2 separate regions of the Homo sapiens genome follow, and region 1 is linked to region 2. A link is an interaction called in ENCODE POLR2A ChIA-PET data of the cell type or tissue named here. Cell type or tissue: MCF 10A. All regions are shown on one strand. Each heading gives the region's core, and the rest is flanking DNA. Links, peaks and the distances in the headings are about the cores only. Region 1 overlaps ERMP1 (endoplasmic reticulum metallopeptidase 1). Region 2 has its middle 10 kb from the start of MLANA.

Region 1 (8,609 bases), core at 201-8,200, 61 kb after region 2:
TTCAAGTGGTTCTCCTGTCTCAGTTTCCTGAGTTGCTGGGACTGCAGGTGCTTGCTATCACGCCTGGCTATTTAAAAATTTTTTTGTAGAGACAGGCTCCCATTATGTTTCCCAGGCTGGTCTCAAACTCCTGGGCTCAAGTGGTCCTCCTGCCTTGGCCTCCCAAAGTGCTGGGATTACAAGCATGAACCACCATGCCTGGCCCAGAGAAATAGTTTTAGTTTTATGATTAAACTTTTCTAAGGATATCAACTTAGCCTATTTATGCCTAGTGTTCCATTATTGGAACGCTAAGCATGTGGGAGTTATTTATATCCTACTGCTCAAGCCTCATCGCCAAGGTCTGATTTTTCACACATGCAAAAATTAAAAAAATTGCAACCTCAGGCATAAATGGGTTTTAATTGTCTTTATTAACAAAATTCAGAGCTCATAGATTTTTTTAGTGGGGGCATACTAAAATTTGACATTGGAAGTTCCATTCCATTTCCCTGCCCTGTTAGAAATTTGGGTAATGCATTTTATCCAGAGATGTAGCATTTGCTAGATGTTTTAATATTCAAGAGTGTGTTGTGTGCTGAGATGGGCTAGGTGAAGTAAGATGATGTGGGAACTTGTTTTGTAGCACCCTCTTAAGACCTGATTTTATTTAAATTATGAAACTATGCTAAGTATGTCTTCATAACCTAAACAATACTATATTTTAATAGTCTCCATCAAACTTATTTTAATCTTTTATCTTTCAAAATGTATGTATATTTTACTTTAGCTAAGCGTTTGAGATTCTCAAGGTCATGATGTCAGAAGCAGCAAGGTTCTGTTTTCAATTCTCAAACCTTTCTGCTTTATTCTTACTCTAACTAATGAGAAGAAGCTGGGATCTAATATCTACAAGAGTGAGTAGATACATTATTATAGAGATATATCTATATCTATATATTTATTTATTTATTTTGAAGCAGGGTCTCACTCCGTTGCCCAGGCTGGAGTGTAGTGGTATGATCTCGGCTCACTGCAACCTCTGCCTTGAGAGCTCAAGACATCCTCCCAGCTCAGCTTCCCAAGTAGCTGGGACTACAGGCATATACCACCATGCCCGGCTAATTTCCTTTTTTTGTAGAGATGGGGTTTGGCCATGTTGCCCAGGCTGGTCTCAAACTCCTGAGCTCAAGCAGTCCTCCTGCTTCAGCCTCCCAAAGAGCTGGGATTACAGGCACGAGCCACCACGCCCGGCCTCTTTCTATTTCTTGGATGTCAGTTAGGATAGGAGGAACACATACATGTAACAACCACCAGATCAAAAAGCAGCAAAAGAAAATTCTGAAGGAGAGAGGACACTCAGTCTTCTTTCCTATTGTGAAAAATGTCAGGGCTCCATGTAAGCAGGAGTGTGTCTGTGTATTTTCCATGTTGAAGTATACTATGTGTTAAGTGCCTTCATCTCCATGCTTTTAATTTATTAGCACAGCACCTTGCCCCTATACTGCTCCTATCCAGAGAAAAACCAGCCTTATGGTTTAATCTGCACCCTTTCTAGATTTTTTTCTATGTACATATATATTAATGCATAAGTATTTTATGTACGTATGTTAACATATTTTACATATGTGTAGTCCGGAGAGGTTAAAACACTTACCAAGGGCTAGTCAGGTCCAGACTGACTAACATTACTTATTTACATTTATTAAGTACTCATTTTTGGTAGGCCTGGGCAGCCCAGAGTCCTTACTCTTTTTATTAAATGCATATGGTTTTAGACAAAAATTCTGCAGCTGCATAAATTCTAAAAATAATTACATTATCTGAAAGGGTGTAAACAAACTGTTAATAATGCTCCTAGCTGGATGGTGAGCAGTTGCTGGTAGAACTGGGCTGTGTGTGACTGGAATGGAGGACTAGGTTAAAGGTAAAACAACAGTTTAAATTCTCTGTTGCTTCATGAATTTAAGACCAGAATTGATTGTCATTAATGCACTACTTTCTATAATTTTATGTATTTAAATTTTTGCAATGTATATGATCACTTTAATAATAAAGCAAAAAACAGATTTATGACTGGTTAGTATAAACATAAAATTTAAATGTTTTACTTGTTCTGAAATCCCCATGTTTCAAAATTAATTTTTTTGGAGGGGTGTCATACAAAAGATTTGAAGAGATTATTTCCCTCCTTACTCTGAAATTTTACATGATTTTTTCTCCCTCTAGGTTTTGGAGCTCATTATTTTGGCTAAACTCCATACCTGAAAGCTTTCTGGGTGCTTTCTGACATTCTGATACCTTTCCCAGCATCTCTGTCACTTTTAATGCCACTGCCTACAAAAGACTGCGCTTCTTGTGGGCATGGCTTTCAAAAAGCTAGTTAGTGTTATTTTCATGTTTGACTAAAAGAGGATAAAGGCCCTCCTGGGTTTGGAGTTGTGCTTGAGAGTATATGCCAGATTGTGCTGTCCTCAGCTTTTTAAACCATACTCCTTTTTCTGTGTGATAATATTTGTCCTGCCCTGGAAACTTTTTGGTTAAACAGTTTGTGCTCTGGAACTCCCTTGTCACTTCTGAGAGCGACATTCATTTGGGGAGTTTTTAGTGACTAGAATAATCATTACTACCTAATTTTTAAGAAGGGCCAGAAAGAATGACTTGATTTTATCAGACCAGTGACCTCATTTCATGAGTGAGAGAGGCTTGATAGCAAAAGGGTCACAGAATCTTTTTTCCTCTTGGGAAAATATTCATGCCCCTGTAATTCTACCATCCAGAGCAAACTAGTGTAATAGTTTAGTCTATACTCTTCTAGAATTTTTTTCTAAATGCAAACATTAATATACATTTATATATGTGTATATATATTTCTTGGCAAAAATAGAATCATATTCTGTCTGCTACTTTATAGCCACCTTTTCTTTTTGAGGTGGAGTCTCGCTCTGTCGCTTAGAGTGGAGTGCAGTGACGCGATCTCAGCTCACTGCACCCTCTGCCTCCTGGGTTCAAGCGATTCTCTTGCCTCAGCCTGCCATGTAGCTGGGATTACAGGTGTGTGACACCATGCCTGGCTAATTTTTGTATTTTTAGTGGAGACGGGGTTTCACCATGTTGGCCAGGCTGGTCTCGAACTCCTGAGCTCAGGTGATCGGCCCACTCAGTTTCCCAAAGTGCTGGGATTACAGGTGTGACCCACCACGCCCGGCCTGTAGCCTTCTTTAGAATGAATTCTTTTTTTTAAAGTTACAGCTTTATTGAGATATATAATTCTTAGTTGTGCAATCATCATCATAATCAATTTTAGAATGTTTTTATCATCCCAAATAGGAAACTCATTAGCAGTCACTCCCATTTTCCCCCATCCCTAGGCAACTGCCTGTCTACTTTGTGTCTCTATAGATTTTCCTGCTGTAGACATTTCATATAAATGTAATCATACAACACGTGATTGTTTGCGTTTGGGTTTTTTTACTTAGTGTAATGTATTTCAGATTGTTAATCTAAATAACAGAGGGAGACTCTCAAAGAAGATGGTATTTAGTAATGGGTGTTGCAGTAGGAATACATGTGCCATAGTAAACTGTGAAACTATGTGCCATAGTAAACCAGGGCAGTAAAGGAAGACAAAAGTTTTTATAGGAAAAATGAAGAGGATTACATAATTTTTTAGGGATAATTATCCTTGGCTACAAGGATCAATAACAAGGGTGGCACCAGTCTGAGATTGGACAGGCAGTTGCTGGGCTGATGTCCTTGCTGAAGTTTTTTGTTTGATATGAGGTTGCAATGGCCTTTATGCAAGGTTGTGGTTTTTGAAGAGTCTTTTGTGATAATTCTTGTTATCAGGCATTTGTGCATGAGAACCCTCCCTTCATGGCCTTCCCTGGCTCCGTTATCGGAGTTTTTAACGCAAGTGAGTCTGTTTTGATTCTGACAGCTTTCACAAGGTTCATCCACATTGTCGCATGTATTAGTACTTCATTTTTTTTTAATGGCTGACTAACCCATTGTATGGATGTATTATGTTTCGTTTATCCATTCATCCATCGATGGATATTTGGATTGTTTCCACTTTTAGACTTTTATGATAATGCTGGAGTAAACATTCATGTGTAAGTCTTTGTGTAAACGTATATTTTCATTTCTTTTAGATACCTAGGAATGGAATTCCTGGGATGTATAGTAAATTTATGCATAGCTTTTTAAGAAACTGCCAAATTAAACAGTTTTATTTGAGAATAAATGCAAATACATATAACAGTAAGGATTTTTAAAATACTTGATCAGCAAAAAGTTAGTAAAATGATAATGCCCAGTGCTGATGAGTATAAGCAGTCATTTTCATACACTGTTAGTGAGAATGTAGATGTGCATTTTGGCAACATGTATTACTTTTTTAAATGTGCAGGCTCTTCAGTTCAGCAGACCCATTTCTGGGAATTTAACCTGCAGAAATAGTTGACATAAATCTAAGTCATCTTGGGTTTTCTTTTCTTTTCTTTTTTTTTTTTTGAGATAGGATCTTGCTTTGTTGCCCAGGCTGGAATGTGGTGGAGCAGTCATGGCTCACTGGTTTCCAGCTCCTGGGCTCAAGTGATCTGCCTGCTTCAGCCTCCTGAGTAGCTGGGATGACAGGCACGTGCCACCATGCCCAGCCAGTTTTTTACTTTTTGTAGAGACAGGGTCTCACTGTGTTGCCCAGGCTGGTCTCAAACTTCTGGACTTAAGCAGTCTTCCTTCCTTGGCCTCCCAAAGTGCTGGGATTAAAGGCATGAGGCATCATGTCCAGTCTTGGTTTTCTCTTAAGAGTAGAAAATTGGAAATACCTTTAGTGTATGAGTAGGAGACTGGTCATGATAATTTTTTTCTTTCTTCCATCATTAATTTTTCTCTCTCTATAGGATCATTTCCATTTGCATGCAGACATACCTTTTCCTCCATTTTAAAGAAAACCACTTTTATCACAACCTGCTAGCTAGTCTTATTCCTCTGACCCTCTACTGCAGAATTCCTCAAAAGAATGGTCTGTAGTCATAGTCTTGAATAACTGCTTTTTTTTTTTTTTGAGATAGGATCTTGCTTTGTCATCTAGGCTGGAATGCAGTGATGCAATCATGGCTCACAGTTCTCCAGCTCCTGGGCTCAAGTGATCCACCTTGATATACCGAGATCCACCAAAATCGATAGATCCACCATGTGATCTATTCTTGAACAATTCTAGTCAGCTTTAGCCTCCCCACTTCACCACGACTATTCTTGTAAAGGTCACATTGGCAAATTCAGTCAGTTTTCAGGCCTCATGTTACTTGGCTTCCATCATAATATTTACCACTCTTAGTCTCTTTTATTAGTTCCTCCTTTTTTTTTTTCCTTTTGTGTATTGATGCCGTAACTAGAGATTGAAGGAAGTAAAGCAGTGGAAGGATGCTGTGGGTCTGCTGAGCTGGGTCTGTTTTCCCTGGACTTCTAGAGAACTTTGACTTACTATTCTTGGCACTGAGGCCTACCTCCTCTGAACGTTACGCATGCCCATACTCTTTGCATTAAGAAAGATGAGGCTCATTCTTGAGAAATGAACACACAAGAAGCTGGAAGCATCATAGGATTTAGATGATGGCAGGAGAAAGAATGTCAATTGAAAATGTTTCTGTATCTGCCTGCCACCTTACTCTGTAAGATAACTAAAAGGTTTTGCGTGGAGGTAGGATAGGGTACTGATTAAGAGCATAGGCTCTGGCCGGGTGTGGTGGCTTACGCCTGTAATCCCAGCACTTTGGGAGGCCAAGGCGGGCGGATCACCTGAGGTCAGGAGTTCGAGACCAGCCTGGCCAACATTGTGAAACCCTGTCTCTACTAAAAGTACAAAAATTAGCCAGGCATGGTGGCGGGCGCTTGTAATCCCAGCTACTTGGGAGGCTGAGGCAGGAGAATCGCTTGAACCCGGGAGGCAGAGGTCACAGTGAGCCGAGATCATGCCATTGCATTCCAGCCTGGACGACAGAGCGAGAGACTCTGTCTCAAAAAAAAGGCTGGGCACGGTGGCTCATGCCTGTAATCCCAGCACTTTGGGAGGCCGAGGCAGGCGGATCACGAGGTCAGGAGATCGAGACCTTCCTGGATAACATGGTGAAACCCCATCTCTACTAAAAATACAAAAAATTACCCGGGCATATTGGCAGGCGCCTGTAGTCCCAGCTACTTGGGAGGCTGAGGCAGGAGAATGGTGTGAACCCGGGAGGCAGAGCTTGCAGTGAGCCAAGATTGAGGTGCTGTACTCCAGCCTGGGAGACAGAGCGAGACTCTGTCACCAAAAAAAAAAAAAAAAAGCATAGGCTCTGTAGTTAGATGATCTAAGGTCAAACCTCAAAACTTTAGCTATAGCACATTCTACACGTGGAACCTTGGACAGGTCATGTGACCACTCCGAGCTTCACTTCCTCATCTGTAGTTCATTCTTTTTTCTTGCCGAACACTAGTCAATTCTACAACAATTGATCCATTCCGTTGGTGCTGTTATGTTGTTTCCAGGTTTTTGCTATGAATGGTGCTGCTGTGAACATTCTCGTAAATGTCTTTTGGTACACATGTATGTGTATGCACATTTCTGAGTGGAATCGCTGGGTCATAAGATGTGTATATGTTCAGCTTTGGTAGATATTTTGGGTAGGTAATACCAACTTTAGATGCAAAAGTCCTAAATTAAGTATTAGCAAACTGAATCCAGGAATATTTATATATACAAAAGATAATACTTTCCAACCAAGTTGATCAACAGGATGGTATAATATTTGAAAATCAATCTGTGTAATTCACTACATTATCAGAATAAAGAGAAAAATCATGTCAATTGATAATCTCAGGATGATCATCTCAGATAAACAGGGACATGCTCTTCTGTAACAGAACATTGATCACACTCAAGAAATATTAATATTAAACTATAATAATGCATATTCAGATTTTTCCAGTTGTTCCATTAATGTCCTAACCATTTAAAAAAAAATCTGGGTTCCTACCCAGGATCAAATATAGCATTTAATTATAAAGTTGAAAACTTAATTATTGTAAGGTGAAAATCTTTTTAACTCTGTCTCATGGAAGAGGGTGGATTGCCTTGCCTGCCTAGGCATTTTTTTTAACCTCTCTTCTCAAATACAACTCCCTCCCATCTAAGAGGAACTATTATCCTAAGTTTTAAGATAATTAATGATAGTTTGGCTTTACCTGTTTTTCAGTATGGTTTTCATTGTATTTTTTAGCATAAATTTCTTAATATCAAATAGTAATATTTTAATAATAGTATTTTAATATGATAAGATCTCGTAATGTACGTATTTCCCCATCATCATAGTTCTTTTTCCTTTTGTATTTGTGTCCTCAGTGCATCACATCAGGATGCATGTGGTATCTGTTTGTCTCATTATTAATGATACTACATTTTCATCGTTTGATTAAGGTATTTATTTGCCAGGTTTTTCTACTATTTCTTTCTTTGTACAAGTTACTGATTTCCCCTTAGTGATAGATACTTTAGGTAAATATCCTGTTTGTCATAAAACTTTGATCCTAGTTTTAGCAATCATTGATGACTCTTGTCCCCAAGCATTTTTATTACAATGTTTACCAAATGCTACTGCTGAGTTTCTGGTTCCATCATTCTGCCTGTAGGTCATAGTTGGAATTCTGCAAGAAGGAAGGCTTTCCATTTTCCTTTTTTTTTTTTTTTTTTTGTTATTTCAGTACTTTATGTATTTTAATTTTACTCTATATATTCTGTTACTATTGTTTATTTTGTTGCATGAATTGTCCCAGTTTAGGCCAGTGGTGTCTATTTCAAATCAGTGCCTGAGCCCCTTTGACATGTCTTTTTGATCACTTTCTTACTTTCTGGCACAGATGTTTCAACTTACCTTGTACTTTGCTAGTCCCAGACCTGGAATCAGCCATTTCTCTAAGGAGGCTTGGTTTCTTTTGGTGGGGAATAGTATTCAAAAGTAAATGGTGCCAGATACAGTTTTTCTTTATATTTATCTTGTTTGGGGTTTGTAGACCTTTTTGAATTCGTGGCTTGAATTCTATGAGTTTTGGAAGATTCTTGGCCATTAAGTCTTTAAACATTTATCTTCTCCATTCTATCTTCTGTTCTTTTGGGACTCCAATTACTCACATTTGTGTATTTTCCAACCTTTTTTTCTTTTTATGCTTTAATTTTAATCCTTTCTTCTGCTGTATTAAACTTTGTGTTAAGCCCATTTATTAAAATTCGCAACATCAGTTATGTTTTTTCATTCTAGGATTTCCATTTGTAGGACTCTTTTAAATAGATTATACTTGTCTGGTGAAATTACTGATATCTGTGTTTTTTAAAACATATTAATCATAATTATTTTAGAATCTGTGTCTGGTAACTCCAGTATCTGGATTACTTGTATGTCTGTTTCTATAGGGTCCCTCTGCTTTTTTGGGTCATTTTTAATTTTTAATTTTTATTTTTTCAGATGGAGTCTCACTCTGTCACCCAGGCTGGAGTGCAGTGGCACAATCTTGGCTCAGTGCAGCCTTCACCTCACAGGTCTAAGCAATTCTCCTGCCTCAGCCTCCTGAGCAGCTGGGATTACCATGCCCTG
Region 2 (8,609 bases), core at 513-8,512:
CAGTTCCCGGGCTCTATTAGGAAAGGGGTTCCAGGTGAACACGGGCACAGAGCTGGCTGAAGTCTTGAGAACATGGCCCAAGTCTCGCAGGTGAGCAGAGAAGAGCACTAATAAATCAGAAACGTGGTAAATCCCATGGCCATTTGTGACTAGTCACAGGAAGGTTGAGATTACAGGAACGGATTAAAATGACCTTTGGAGTGGAAAAATATTGAAGAGTCAACACCAGGGTTCACTACAATATCTAATAATGCTAGAGCCACCCCAGATTCTTGTCTAGGGTACAGTGGGGGTATTGGTACAGAAGAGGCTTGAGAGGAAGATGGGCTGTGTTTGTGTCTGGAAGGTAAGTAGGGATCACCTTCATAGGCATGAGATGAAGGCCAGTCCAGTGGAAGTTAAGTAGGCATTCACCAACCATAACTTCGGGTGAGGACGGGAAGGTGACATCCCAGTGGTTTAGGGCTCAGGGCCCCAGACCGGTCTGGTGAGCTTCAGGGAATTGTGAGTCGTTCCATATGGCTGGAGCTCCAAGTGCAAGAAAGGGAGTGGCAGGCCTGAGGCCCCGGTCCTGGGCGCCACAGGGCCTGGAATACCACGCTGAGCCTTTGGACTGATCTTGTAGGCTGTGTTGAGTCACAGAACGGTTTTAAGCAGGGAAAAAAATGGGTTGACCAGACTTGCAGTAAATCTATTTTCCCGTGTCATGAAGATATCTACCTCCCAGGTGGCCATGAGGATTACCTGTATTGTTGTGTGTGAAAACATTGTGTAAACTGTAAATCATACCAATGTGAGATCTAGAAGCAGCAGCTTATACCTGAATGGCAGGGCTCTGGATTGGTGATATGAAGGGACAAAAAGGAGAGAGACTGCGCTCTGGGTTCTGATTTTTATTTAAATGCTTGCTCCAGCATTGACTGGCCGTGTGTTTTTGGTGTGTAAGACTGTCAACATCAGTCTCTTTATCTGCAAAATGGAAACCTAATAATTCTTTCTCTCAGGGAGGGTGAGGCCTAGTGTGTCTGGCATGGAGCAAACCCTTGTGTCAGTCCAGGTTCTTTGGTTGTGAGCAACAGGAACTCTGGCTACTTAAGAAAATTAATGGGAGGTTATGAAGGTGTCCCCAAAACTATAGAAAAATATGAGCAAGCCTGTCCCTAAGAAGGAATAGGGGGTGGGTGCAGTGGCTCATGCCTGTAATCCCAGCAGTTTGAGAGGCTGAAGTGAGAGGGTTGCTTGAGTCCAGGAGTTCAAGACCAGCCTGGGCTGCATAGAGAGATAGTGAGAACCTGTCTGTACAAAAAAATAAAATTAGCCAGGCATGTTGGTGCGCACCTGTGGTCACAGGTACTCAGGAGGCTGAGGTGAGAGGATCACCTGAGCCCACAAGAATGAGGTTGTAGTGAGCTATGATTGCACCACTACACTCCAGCCTGTGTGAAAGAGCAAGACCCTGTCTCAAAAAAAAAAAAAAAAAAAAAGAAGAAGAAGGAATAGGATGAAGTTGTTTTGTGGGATACAGGTAGCAAGAATTCATGGATGACCTTCCAGGTTGCTGCCACCAGAATGAAATTAGCTTTGTTCATGTTCATCTTTGTCTGTGTACAAGTTCAGGTTCCTTGGAGAATCTTGCATCAAACTAAATAATACACAGAGAGAGGTTCTCCAAAACAAAAGATGTTTATTTAGGAATAAAGCATTGCAATGGTAATGTGCCACAGCAAACTATGTGCATATTTAGGGAAGTAAAGGAAGACAAGGGTTTTGTCTTTGTTTTTGTTTTTTTTTATACTTTAAGTTCTAGGGTACATGTGCACAGCGTGCAGCTTTGTTACATATGTATACATGTGCCATGTTGGTGTGCTGCACCCATTAACTCGTCATTTACATTAGGTATATCTCCTAATGCTATCCCTCCCCCAGCCCCCCACTCCACAACAGGCCCCGGTGTGTGATGTTCCCCTTCCTGTGTCCAAGTGTTCTCATTGTTCAATTCCCACCTGTGAGTGAGAACACGCGGTGTTTGGTTTTTTGTCCTTGTGATAGTTTACTGAGAATGATGGTTTCCAGCTTCATCCATGTCCCTACAAAGGACATGAACTCATCCTTTTTTATGGCTGCATAGTATTCCATGGTGTATATGTGCCACATATACACCTTTGGGTATATACCCAGTAATGGGATGGCTGGGTCAAATGGTATTTCTAGTTCTAGATCCTTGAGGAATCGCCACACTGAGGAAGACAAGGGTTTTTAAAGGAAAAGTGAAGAGGATTACATACTTGTCCTGAAATAATTATTTTGGGCTACAAAGATCAATAACATGGGTGACTTCAGTGTGAGACTGGACAGGCAGTAATTAGGCAGTTGTCCTTGCAGTATTTTTTGTGTAAGGTTGTGATGGCCTTTGTGCAAGGCTGTGGTTTTGCAGTCTTTTGTTATCAGGCATACAAGTATGAGAAGCCTCTTTCATTTGTCAGGGTTCAATTTGTCAGGGTTTTCTTAACATTAGTGACTCCATTTTGATTCTGACTACTTTCACACTTGTTTGGCTAGCTTGGGTCTCATGCGAAATCCTTGCTCAGGCATAAAGTGTCTAGAGGTGGGGTGTAAGGGGTGGTATTTAACACCCCATCAAGGCTAAGGCAACAGGGAAGGAGTAATTCTTCAGGAAGAATCTAGATTGCTGTCACCAAATTAAGAAGTAAGGGATCCCACAGAGACAAAGACAGAGATGCCCTCTACAACATTTGGCAAATGGTGACCATCACAGTTACACAGTACTGGGTTCGTTGAGCTAGGATTTGTCCCTGAGAAGTCTTCCTAGTCTTTGCTGTTTCCTATTAAGCACTGTGAGAAGAATGGGGTCGCACATCTAAAAATCCTGCAGGAGACTATGGAAGGTTGCCGGGAGCTCCCCGTTCATATTCTCATCCTACCACTTACTGCATGACAGTGACATCACCTGTTCATGTCTGACACAACCACTGGTTCCTGGGCTCTGTGAGAGTGGGGATTACGTCTTTCTGTATCTCCATTGCTTGGCGCAGAGCCTGCCACATGGTAGAGCCTCAGTGAACTAAACCGTCACTCAGATCTCATCTCTAGTGACTTCCTAGGAAGTAGCACCATCAGAGAAATCAGGATGATATTTCAACACTAAGAACAATTGTCTGTTTCAGTGTATTTTTCTATTTCCAATTTTGAAAGAAATCAGCCTTTCCCTACCCAGTCACCATCACCCTAAATATCATATCCTTCTTGACAGGTATCGCTCTGAAGACTTGATGAAGGTTTGCTGACAAGAAAGGGCTTACTCACTGTACACAGCCCTTCAATAACTCCTACCAAGCACGGTGTTCCAGAGGCAGAGGGCTCCTGAGGGCAACCCTGAGGGTTACCCAGGCCCCAGCACCACCTGGGAGGACATCCCTGGTCTCCAAGCCTCCCTCTTCCCTGCTTAGCATCAAAGAACTAAAGGGGTTAGGAAAGTTCTTAAAAGTGATGAGCATTTTAACTGTTAGGCTGTGGACCACCCCGTGTCTCTGGAGGCACTTTTTCCAGTCTTCCCTTCATAGCGGCCAACTCTACAATCCCACAAGACCTGGTCTTTTAGGGCTGACCGTTTGAGATTCTTATAGTTAGTTTTTATATTTACAGAGAGAGGCCATTTATAAGGAAGGCCTTTAACTGTTTTGAGAGGGGCATTTGACTCTCCCATAAATCCTGCTCATTTCTGTCTCCCTGCTGATACCCAAAAATACCCGGAAGTAGCCCCCAGACCTTAAATAGTTGAAAAGGGTGTCAGGGGTGGGGGAAGGATTGTGTGTGTGTGAAGTGTGTAAAGGAATAAACCAACCCTTTGACAGAACTTCTTATCCCTGGATGAGTTAGGTGATTTCCTCCACCTTGGGTGAGATCTTATAATTTTAAGAGTAATGGGCCGAGCGTGGTGGCTCATGCCTGTAATCCCAGCACTTTGGGAGGCCGAGGCGGGTGGATCATGAGGTCAGGGGTTCGAGACCAGCCTGGTCAACATGATGAAACCCCATGTCTACTAAAAATATAAAAATTAGCTGGGCGTGGTGGCGCACGCCTGTAATCCTAGCTACTCAGGAGGCTGACGCAGGAGAATTGCTTGAGCCTGGGAAGCGGAGGTTGCAGTGAGCTGAGATGGCACCACTGCACTCCAGCCTGGGCGACAGAGCGAGACTTCATCTCAGGGAAAAAAAAAAAAAAAGTAATGTTGGAGGAAAGGGAAGGGGAGGGAAAGGGATCAGGTAGAAACTGAAATTGCCCAAGGTCAGAGTCATGTTTTCTAATTTCTTCCTGACCATGTCTGTGTGGGGAAAACTAATTCAGACTTTTTAAGAGCTAAAGAACTTCAGTGTTTTTTTGTTTGTTTGTTTTTTGTTTTTGTTTGTTTGTTTGAGACAGAGTCTCACTCTGTTGCCGAGGCTGGAGTGCAGTGGCGGGATCTCAGCTCACTGCAACCTCCGTCTCCCAGGTTGAAGCAGTTCTCTCCTGCATCAGCCTCCTGAGTAGCTGGGATTACAGGCGCGTGCCATGACGCCCGGCTAATTTTTGTGTTTTTAGTAGAGACAGGGTTTCACCATGTTGGTCCGGCTGGTCTCTAACTCTTCACCTTGTGATTCGCCCACCTCAGCCTCCCAAAGTGCTGGGATTTGGCTTGTTTTTTTATTTTTTATTTTTAAAGAAACTTCTGGTGGGGTGTGATGGCTCACACCTGTAATCCCAGCACTTTGGGAGGCTGAGGTGGACAGAACTCTTGAGGTCAGGAGTGAGACCAGCCTGGCCAACATGGTGAAACCCTGTCTCTACTAAAAATAAAAAAAGTTAGCTGGGCATGGTGCTGTGTGCCTGTAATCCCAGCTACTTGGGAGGTTGAAGTTGGAGAATCTCTGGAACCCGGGAGGCGGAGGTTGCAGTGAGCTGAGATCATACCACTGCACTCCAGCTTGGGAGACAGAGCGAGATTCTGTCTCAGAAAGAAGTAAGTTCTACGTAGCATTTTTGTCTTGTTACATTAAAAAATAATTCAGTAGAACTGACTTATTATCTGACAGGGAGATCCGAGCTATGGGATTTTTTAGAATTATAGTCAGAGGTCGGATAAATCCATTATCTCTGACATTCTGCAGGTAAATAAGCTAGAACCTAGAGAGGCTGACCATGTGAGTCAGATTATCTGGTTCTGTATCTCTGCATTTCCTTCCAGTGAGTCATCCCTGAGCTCATTTAATTGGTCCAGCCCAGTGTCTGCTTGTCAGTTAATTAAGAGAAGCTTCAAGGGCCCAAGCATATCTTAAAGAGCCAGCGGTGGCCACCAGACCAGTGTGGGCGGTCATCAAGGGTCAGGTTCCTTTGGGGCCGCTGGCATTGGGGATTGGGATTGGGTTGATCATGGGTCAACCAGCCCTTTAGGGATGAAAAGGAGGCAGGGTCTCAAGGGGACAATGCCTGCCAGCAGCCGGCTGTGTGGGGGCTGCAACTCCCATCAGGCTTTGATGTGTTTCTTTTTTCTCTTTTTCTTTCTCTCTTTTTTTTTTGAGACAGAGTCTTGCTCTGTTGCCCTTCCCAGGCTGGAGTGCACCATCACACCCGGATAATTTTTTTATTTTTAGTAGAGATGGGGTTTCACCATGTTGGCCAGGCTGGTCTCGAACTCCTGACCTAAAGTGATCTGCCCACCTCAGCCTCCTAAAGTGCTGGAATTACAGGTGTGAGCCACCGCACCCAGCCTGATGTGTTTCTTGATGTTTCTTTGTATTCTTCTGGAAGTCCCTCTGATGTTTAGCAAAGTCTTTGTAATATTTCAGCCAGCATCAGCTCTACTGTGAGTTTTAATGAGGCGTCAGAACAACCCTGGAAGTCAATAGATGGCAACAGCAGAGAGTAAAGTGAGAACTCCATGGGGGAGAAGAAACCCTCAGGAGAGGCAGGAGCTCTGGCATCAACCATCTCTCTGCCCAGAATCTCCTTCCAAGTTGAAGCTTCAGGAGTTTGGGTTCTTCCAGGGTACATTATTGGTCCGATAAGATTGGAAAACACTGAACTAAATAAAGTTAAACAGGTTTCTTCATTACAAACTCTTCTAACATCCTTAATCTACTGATATACCTTATGAATCTTCAAGAGAAGACAGTTGCATTGCCAGCAGAGTTTCTCGAACTATTTAATTATGAAGAAAGTGTTTGTTGGCTTTGGTGCTCCAAGAAACACTCTTTGGGCCACATCATTATGAAGAGTCATTATAGATCCCACCTCTTGTGTGATTGATGGGCCTATTCCTCGAAGTAGTTAACAAAGAGACTAAAATGTAATCCCTTTCCACAAGGAGCTCAGCCCATAAATATCTACTAAATGTATGTCTTCTTACTGAGTGCCAGAAACTGAGCAAACTGATTATTACATGGATTATTTCATATTCTTCTCAAATCCTCACAGCAGCGCTGTCAGGTAGGTGTGATTATTACACCCCTTTTACAGAGGAGAATGAGGCTCATGAGTTTAGATAATTTAGGATTACATAAGTAGTAACTGGCAAATGGCCCAACTCCCATTCTTATACATGGTGCCTCCCCAAGGGGGACACTTCTCAGGAACTAAACACAGTCCAGCATAAGATGCCTTTTAAGTATGGTTGCTCTTCCCCAGGGTCGGTTATTTATTTAGTAACATTGGTTCCAGGGACCCTCCATGTTGATTATTCCTTAATGTTCTCAGGAGCAGGGACTGACTCATTCACCTTTCCATTATCAGTAGGGACTCAATAGATATTTCTTGAATGAATAAAAGTAAATAAATAAATGAAGACACTGATTTTTAACTGGTCCTGGTGATAAATAATTTCTAACAGAGGCATTGCCCAGATCCTTTCAACTAGTCCATAACATTTCTTGAGCTCCTATGATATGCCAAGGACTGGATTCAGTAGTCACCAAAGCTTGTTGAGTTGCTGTTTCCCTTTCTGAACCTCTAATAGTCTACATCACATGAACACATGTTTTCGAAGGCAGACCTTCTTCAGACAATACATGGACAGCCTTAGGCATAAATCCCTTTCCTGTATGAATTCCTCTATAGTAAAAATCATATTGATTGCTTAGGGAGGGGGATACTGAGTTAGTGGTTAAGGGTGTGAAGGATAACTCCTCAAATTAAAGAACTGCACGAACCCTTAACACTCAAAGGCTGGGAAGCATAGAAGGTATTTAATAAGTGCTTGTTGAATGAATGATGCAGACATGCATGAGGCAAGAATGAGGCAAGCTCTGGGCGCCAAAGACAGAGAGGGAGCAGCCACCTTTTTCTTAGTAGCTTGTTGAGGAAACTGCTTGCTGGCCCCTGCCCAAGCCCATGGTGTGGCCATTGTGCATTCTGCAGGGCACATAGTCTGATATGTGGGGTGCTCACAGTAGAAGCCACCTCACACCAAGAGACTCTGCGTGGGCCTTTCCCCTGAGAGATAACTTGAATGCGATGGTAAAATAGAAGCCAGGGGTTTAAGACCAATCTCTGCAGTTTATTAGCCCCTGGATAAGTTACCTAACCATTCTGAGCCTCAGTTTGCTCAACTGAGAAATGAAGATCGTAATTTTTAATTTAGAATTCTTCTTATTTTTTTAGGTCCTTCCAGATTGCAAAGAAGAGAGGCACACAAATGGTTGCTCAGATGAGGTAGATAAGTTAATTATTAGGAAGAACAGGACAATTTCATAACTGCTTCCTGGAGACCTGGGACAAGCCCCCTCTTCATTAAGGAGATGACTGTGGCTGGAATGGCTTTGCAGGATGCCCCCTGCTTGCTCCTTCTGATGCGTCTTGTTACCTCTTTATCACTCGCACACAGTCAAAGGAGCTGGCTAGGCCAATCGTCACTATCCGGGAAAGAGTGCCCCCACTGGGCAATGTTTCTGCACCAGGTCACCTCATGTCCATAGCTCTCTTTGACTCAGGAAGGGATCCCAGGTCCCGCCAGTTGCAGTCACAGCACTCACAGAACAGCTGAGTCACCTGGAGAGAACAGCCTAAGGCTAGTTTGGCTTTGAGAGTGTATTAGTTTCCTCTGGCTGCCGTAACAAAGTAACACAAATTGGGTGGCTTAAAACAACACACATTTACTGTGTCACAGTTCTGGAGGCTAGAAGGCCACAGCGTGGTGTCAGCAGGGCCATGCTGTCTCTGAAATCTATAGGGGAGAATCCTTCCTTCTCTCCTGGCCTCTGCTGGTGCCTGGCAGTGCTGAGCATTCTATGGCTTGTGGGTGCATCACTCGAATTTGCACCTCCATTGTCACATGGCTGTCTTCTCCCTGTCTCTGTCCTCATGTGGCATTCTTCACTCTCTGTGTTTCTGTATCTTGTTATAACGACACCAGTCATATCAGATTACCTTACCCCAATAGGACCCCATCTTAATTACACCTACAACTACCCTAGTTCCAAATAAAGTCACATTCTGAGGTCCAGGGGGTTAGGACATCAACATATTTTGGTGGACACAATTCAACCCATAACAGAGGTTCACAAACTGTCCAGCACCTCTCCAGCAGAGCTGTGGTGAGTGTTACATGAGAGGCTACA

Evidence for each region. ChIA-PET counts read pairs that join two places held together with the same protein. Peaks named below come from ENCODE experiments on the same cell type or tissue, not always from the same donor. Only the 100,000 strongest peaks of a DNase experiment are listed, where the experiment ranks them.
Region 1: POLR2A ChIA-PET joins it to region 2 with 7 read pairs; 3 of 35 experiments call an interaction of 5 or more read pairs at or near these places.

What each region holds. Positions count from the first base shown.
Region 1 is chr9:5,814,598-5,823,206 of GRCh38, reverse strand. All of the region lies in intron 4 of ERMP1 (endoplasmic reticulum metallopeptidase 1), which reads left to right. Among named protein-coding and RNA genes, the nearest start is that of ERMP1, 14 kb to the left of the region's middle. In MCF 10A, for the core only: no CTCF peak of the experiment used is centred there; a DNase peak (open chromatin) is centred at 5,086.
Region 2 is chr9:5,876,338-5,884,946 of GRCh38, reverse strand. It overlaps a transcript of BRD10 not described here. Among named protein-coding and RNA genes, the nearest start is that of MLANA, 10 kb to the left of the region's middle. RefSeq lists an enhancer at 4,825-5,326. In MCF 10A, for the core only: no CTCF peak of the experiment used is centred there; DNase peaks (open chromatin) are centred at 4,926 and 5,236.